Regions from separate parts of the Homo sapiens genome. Here region 1 is linked to region 2. A link is a loop called in an ENCODE intact Hi-C map of the cell type or tissue named here. Cell type or tissue: heart right ventricle. All regions are shown on one strand. Each heading gives the region's core, and the rest is flanking DNA. Links, peaks and the distances in the headings are about the cores only.

Evidence for each region. Hi-C counts contacts between places; a loop is a spot of excess contacts. Peaks named below come from ENCODE experiments on the same cell type or tissue, not always from the same donor. Only the 100,000 strongest peaks of a DNase experiment are listed, where the experiment ranks them.
Region 1: it touches region 2 in a loop (2.0-fold over the local background); 8 of 110 quality-filtered maps call a loop at or near these places.

The regions. Positions count from the first base shown.
Region 1 is chr1:14,777,993-14,780,903 of GRCh38, forward strand. The region is part of intron 1 of KAZN (kazrin, periplakin interacting protein); the gene reads left to right. Among named protein-coding and RNA genes, the nearest start is that of KAZN, 180 kb to the left of the region's middle. RefSeq lists an enhancer at 1,045-1,575. In heart right ventricle, for the core only: CTCF peaks have their summits at 1,344 (motif pointing right) and 1,548; a DNase peak (open chromatin) is centred at 1,349.
Region 2 is chr1:14,913,868-14,916,778 of GRCh38, forward strand. The region is part of intron 1 of KAZN (kazrin, periplakin interacting protein); the gene reads left to right. Among named protein-coding and RNA genes, the nearest start is that of TMEM51-AS1, 240 kb to the right of the region's middle. In heart right ventricle, for the core only: CTCF peaks have their summits at 1,667 (motif pointing right) and 1,875; a DNase peak (open chromatin) is centred at 1,674.

The sequences.
Region 1 (2,911 bases), core at 282-2,781, 140 kb before region 2:
GTGGGTTTTGGCCAGCTTCTTTACTACAAACTGTTTTATCAGCAAGGTCTTTATGGCCTGTATCCTGTGCCAACCTCCTGTCTCATCCTGTGAAAAAGAGTGCCTTAACCTCCTGGGAATGCAGCCCAGTAGGTCTCAGCCTTATTTTACCCAATCTCTATTCAAGATGGAGTCTCTGAGTCTTAACATTTAAATGCATTAAAATTAGGCTGTCTCCATCAAAAGTGACACAGAGGACACAAAGGCATCCTGCCTGCAGCCTCCATAAACCAGCCAGAAACATTTATAGTTGGTGGTCTCTTACCAGGAAAGAATGCTGGCTGGTTGTTGTGTCAAAACCGCAAAAGGAAGGGGAGCCTGGCCACTCTTCCAAAAAGCCTGCTTTCTGTTTAACCCTTAAGAAAAAAAAAAAAAAAAAAAACCCACATCCAATGGCAGTTAGAGAGGAAGGGGACATCATGAGGCAATGCCTCCCGTCCCGTCAGGGCAGGGAACTCAGCTTGTTACATTTCTCTGGGTTCCCTTGGCCAAGTGGAGATCCGTTCAGTCCATTGGGAAGCTTAGGATTTTATTTTTATTTCTCAGTACTAATGCCACCTCCCCTTTTGCTCACAATTCCTCATCTCCACAAGATCCTCAGAAAAACCCAAGGTGCACACACATCACAGGTACTGGTTATCCAGTGTTTCAGTTCTCTTTTGCCACGTAACAACCCCCAGTATTTTTATACCACCCGTGGACTCTGCTTGGTAACAACCCCAAAATTTAGCAGCTTAAAAAAACAACCATTTTTATTTGCTCAGAATTCTGTAAGTCAAGAATTCTGGTAAAGCTGGGCTGGGTTTTTCTGCTCACATGCAGCCGGCAGGAACTTTCATGAGACTGCATTTGGACAGCAGCTGGGCTGAGATGTCCAAGGCAGCTTCACTTGTGGGTCTGGCACCTGGGTGGGAACACTGGGAGCCTGAGGCCTCTCTCTTTCTCTCTGCACCTGGCTCTGGTCATGTGACTAGCTTGGGCTCCTTTTTCGTGAATCTGAAGAGTGAGTGTTTCCATGACACAGGTGAAGCTGCAGACCTTTTAAGGCTCAGCCTCAAATTTACCCAGTGTCACTTTCTCTGTGTTCCGCGAGACAGGGCCCACCCAAATCCAAGGTCAGGAAATCCCTCCACCTCTCCATAGGCCACATGGCGAAAGACCATGTGCCATGGAGAATGGGAAACATCCTTGCAGTCATCTTTGGACAAACAACCCACCAGATCCAATTCCCAGATTAGTTTGGCAAACTAGAGACCACAGAATTTATGACTCCTACACATCCTGCCACTAGGAGGCAGTGTGGGCCCCCCGGCTTCCCTCTGGGGCTTTTCTGGAGCCTGCAGGCTCCCAGCTCTTGGCATTGGAGGGTACGGCCAGAAGCTTCCTGGGGCACTCTCATACCTTCCCCGGCCTTTGCACGTGCAGGCCTCTTGCATGACAAACAGCTTGCCCCTTGCTGCTCATGAATATATTTACTTCTGAATTTAAGAACCATGATGGATTGACATCGGCCCCTGACCTCGCAGAAATACTAAACAAATGAGATGTAGGTCTACAGGGCAATTGCTTTCTTCTTTATTTCCTGGGCTGGTTACTATTGATTATCTGCTGTGCACTTTGTTAATTTCCTGCTGACAGGCTCTCTTCTATGAACAGTTCCTGGGAAGGGTTTGGCTTTGTTATTTTTTTCCTGGGATTAAGGCTCAGTGTATTCTAAACAACCCCATTATTCAGTAGAGAATTTGTTCAACTTTCTTTTCTTGGCAGCTGATTTACCAGTGACCTCTCCCAAAGTGAAGTGACACGTAAACAAGACACAAAAAGTTGACTCCCGTTTAAGAAATATTTCAAGGCTAGTGATGGGTATACATTCTCTCGTGCATTGCTGATGCTAATTGCAGTGTACCTGGGGTTAATGATGATTTTGCAATAACAGGTAACATTTCACTGGTGTCAGGCTCACTGCTAAGTGCTTGACAAGCTTTGTCTCATTAATTCCTCCCAACAAACGCATGAGGTATGTCTTGATATGATCCCAGGTATTGTCTGAGTCCCAAGGGAGAGCTTTAGAATATGGAAAGCTTTTAGGGCATCAGAACCAATTTTGAGCTAAACGTGTTTCTTCTTTAGGGCTTTTGAGTTTGCTGTTGCCTCTGCCTCAAAGCCTTGGCCCGATCTTTGCTCTCTGTGCAGCCCCTCTGGCTTGTCCTTTGGGTCTTGGCTGAGATGTCACGTCTTCAGAGATGCCCTCCCTGTCTCTTCCCAGCCTCCCCTCTCTCTTGCTTTATCTCATTCCTAGCGCATCTCTCTAGCAGGCATTTGGAGGTTGAGTGTCTCCTCCACTCTGGAATGTGTGGAGGAGCTAGTTTGTGGGTTCATTTACTATTGCATTAGCCCAAAAACTATCTGTTGAGTGAATGGATGAGCCATGTCCTCCCACTCACTGCCTGGATGGCCTTGGCAAGTTGCATAACATGTGGGAGCCTCCGGTTTCTCTTCTGTCAAATGGAGATAGTAATTAGAATCTGCCCCATAGGGTTGGTGTGAAAATTAAGCAAGATGCTATAAATAAACCTCTTAGTTCTTTCATGGGGCCTAGGCATTTCACAATTAAGACAAAGTACTATTCTAGAGGCTACAGATGAAACAGAATGAAATAAAAAATACGAAGTGCTCAGCATGGCACCTGGAATACCATGGACACTAACAGGTGATGATCGTGTATGATTTTCCTTCTGATATTGTAGGGACAATGACTGATGATCACCAGTCTAGAGTGAATTGAGTCCTGAGCTCCGCTATTGACTGAGGTATAAACTGATAAAAGTTCAAAATATTTTTTATCTTGACTTAGAAATGGAGGAGAGAAGAA
Region 2 (2,911 bases), core at 297-2,796:
TGGAGCCCAGGCAGGTGGCCTCCTGACAAGGGAGGGCCTCTGCATTTGGACTCTGGGTGCAGAAGACCTTCAGGATGGAGGAGGGGATGTTACATAATTCCGACACCACAGCCACTGAAAACGCGACCTTGCCACGCTCCACTGCCTCCTTCCTCCCCACTCAGAGGGCATGAAGACCTAGCAGCCCTTCTGGGCAGGGCAGTGGCCCTCAGCTGTCACAGCAACAGGGTCACCTGGAGGGCTGTGGAAACAGACTGTTGGGCCTCGCCTCCTGGGTTTCTGATTCAGGAGGTCTGGGGTGGGGCCAAGAATTTGCATTTCTCCTCCATGCTCAGGAGAGATGCTGCTGCAGCTGATCAGGGGCCACACTTTGAGAACCGCTGCCCTAGGGCTTACCTGATTAGTCCCCCTGGCCCTTGATTTGCTGTACCCCCCTGGGCAAGTGTCTGCCTCTCTGGGCTTTGCATTTCTCACCCACCAACAGGAGAAAAGCCAGCTTTGTCTTTGAACAACTAAACCCCCATCGGTGTTGGGATGCCTAATTACTATTTGCCGGTAGCACAGAGATCTTCCCAGGAAAGGCCCAGGCACGACTACACAGGGGCTCTTACTCTATTGTTCCAACTTCCTTGTAGCCACTGAGGGAGATGAGTTTCTCTAGGAGAGATGGGCACTTTAAGCCTTAAAGGGACAGGCCTGGCCGGCATCCTTGGACCTCACCGCTGACCCAGCAAGAATCTGGAAGCAGTTCCCTAGCCTGCTCTTTGGGATCATTTTGTTGCCTTCGAGAATGGGTGGCAGGGGCTCCATCCCAGTCCCATTGATAATGGCATAATGGTTAAGAGAACAGGTTCTGGAGCCAGAACTTTCTAAGTTTGAATCTTAGCTCCACCTTATACTAGCTGTGTGATGTGGGGCAACCTGCTTAACCTCTCTGAACCTTGGATCCCTCATTGATAAAATGAGGATAGTAATAGCAATAGCACTTACATAGTACTGGTACTTACATAGTACTTCTGGGGATGAAAATGAGCTAATATTGGCCAGGCGCGGTGGCTCACGCCTATAATCCCAGCACTTTGGGAGGCTGAGGCGGGCGGATCACCTGAGGTCAGGAGTTCGAGACCAGCCTCAACATGGAGAAACCCCATCACTACTAAAAATACAAAATTAGCCGGGCGTGGTGGTGCATGCCTGTAATCCCAGCTACTCGGGAGGCTGAGGCAGGAGAATTGCTTGAACCTGGGAGGCGGAGGTTGCGGTGAGCCAAGATCGTGCCATTGCACTCCAGCCTGGGCAACAAGAGCGAAACTCCGCCTCAAAAGAAAGAAAAAAAGAAAAGAAAATGAGCTAATATGTGTAAACTGCTCTGTCTACTATTAATAGCTCTTAACAATCATGATTATATATCTGTGCATTGATTAATTAAATGGTAACTTTTAAGTAAGGAGTCTCCAGCAGAGTGCCTGGCATAGAGGTGGCAGTGCTCAGTAAACAGTAACTGTTATTCTTTTCTTGGGCCCCTTGCTGGCCCCTGGCCCTCTGTGTCTCTCAAATCACACGCAGGAAATGGAGACACAGAGTCTGAAAATTGCAATGGTGAACATAGTGTCACGATTCCCAGAGCCAAGGGTCCCACTTGGGGAAGAAGAAGTTCCGCTAGTAGCCACCAGGGGCAGCAGAGGACACATCCTGCCCAGCAGCACTGCTGAGGGTTCCCTCTGAGTCCCCCCTCTTTATGAAGAATGAAGAGGTGACTGTTCCCCGCTGCCCACAGGCATGCATTCTCCATAACCCCTGATGTGGGAGGCAGTTTCGCAGAGGATACCCCTCAATTCTGACAGACTCCCAACGCTGCCTTTTCCAGCCACATCACCTTGGATGAGTCCTTTTTGTCTCCCTAAACCTTCATTTTCTCATCTGGAACCTGGGGATAGGGTGGCTTGGCGGGTTGAATGAGCCGGAAAGCACAGTCCCTGGACTGATGTCAGTGCTCAGTAAATGACACCTATTGCCAAGGCAGCATCATGGCTATGAGTATGGACCTTGCAGCCAGACTACGTGGGCTTTAGTCCTGCTTCCATCACTTACTGGCTGTGTGACTTTGGGTAAGTGACTTGACCTCTCTGTGTCTGTTTCCTCATCTGTAAAGTGGGGATGATAATAATAGTACACTTACCTCTCTGGGTTGTGGGGAGGATTAAATTAATATTTAAATTCTTAGAACACTGCCTGGCACATAGTAAGTGCTATGTAAATGTTTGCCATTATTATTATTATTTGTAGTATTTTCACTGTTGTTCTTTTTTTTTTTTTTTTTTTGACAGAGTCTCGCTTTGTCACCCAGGCTGAAATGCAGTGGCATGATCTTGGTGCACTGCAGCCTCCACCTCCCGGGTTCAAGCGATTCTCCTGCCTCAGCCTCCCGAGCAGCTGGGATTACAGGTGTGTGCCACCATGCCCAACTCGTTTTTGTATTTTTAGTAGAGATGGGGTTTCACCATGTTGGCCAGGCTGATCTTGACCTCGGGTGATCCTGACCTCAGGTGATCCACCTGCCTTGGCCTCCCAAACTGCTGGGATTACAGGCGTGAGCCACCACACCCAGTCTATTCTTTTAATTCTCAATAAGCTGCAACATTTTAACTTTCTGCAGAAACTTTCCTACTTGAACTCTTCAAAAAGGGACTTAGAAAAGGTGAGATGTGGCCCCTGGATAAGGAAGGACTTTATTATTTTGTTACAATTAAGAATCTAACTTGGGGCCCACTGTGGTGGCTCATACCTGTAATTCTAGTGCTTTGGGAGGCTAAGGTAGGAGGACCACTTAACGCCAGGAGTTTGCGGCAGCTTGGGCAACACAGTGAGACCCTATATCTACAAAAAAAATTAAAAATTAGCTGGGCATGGT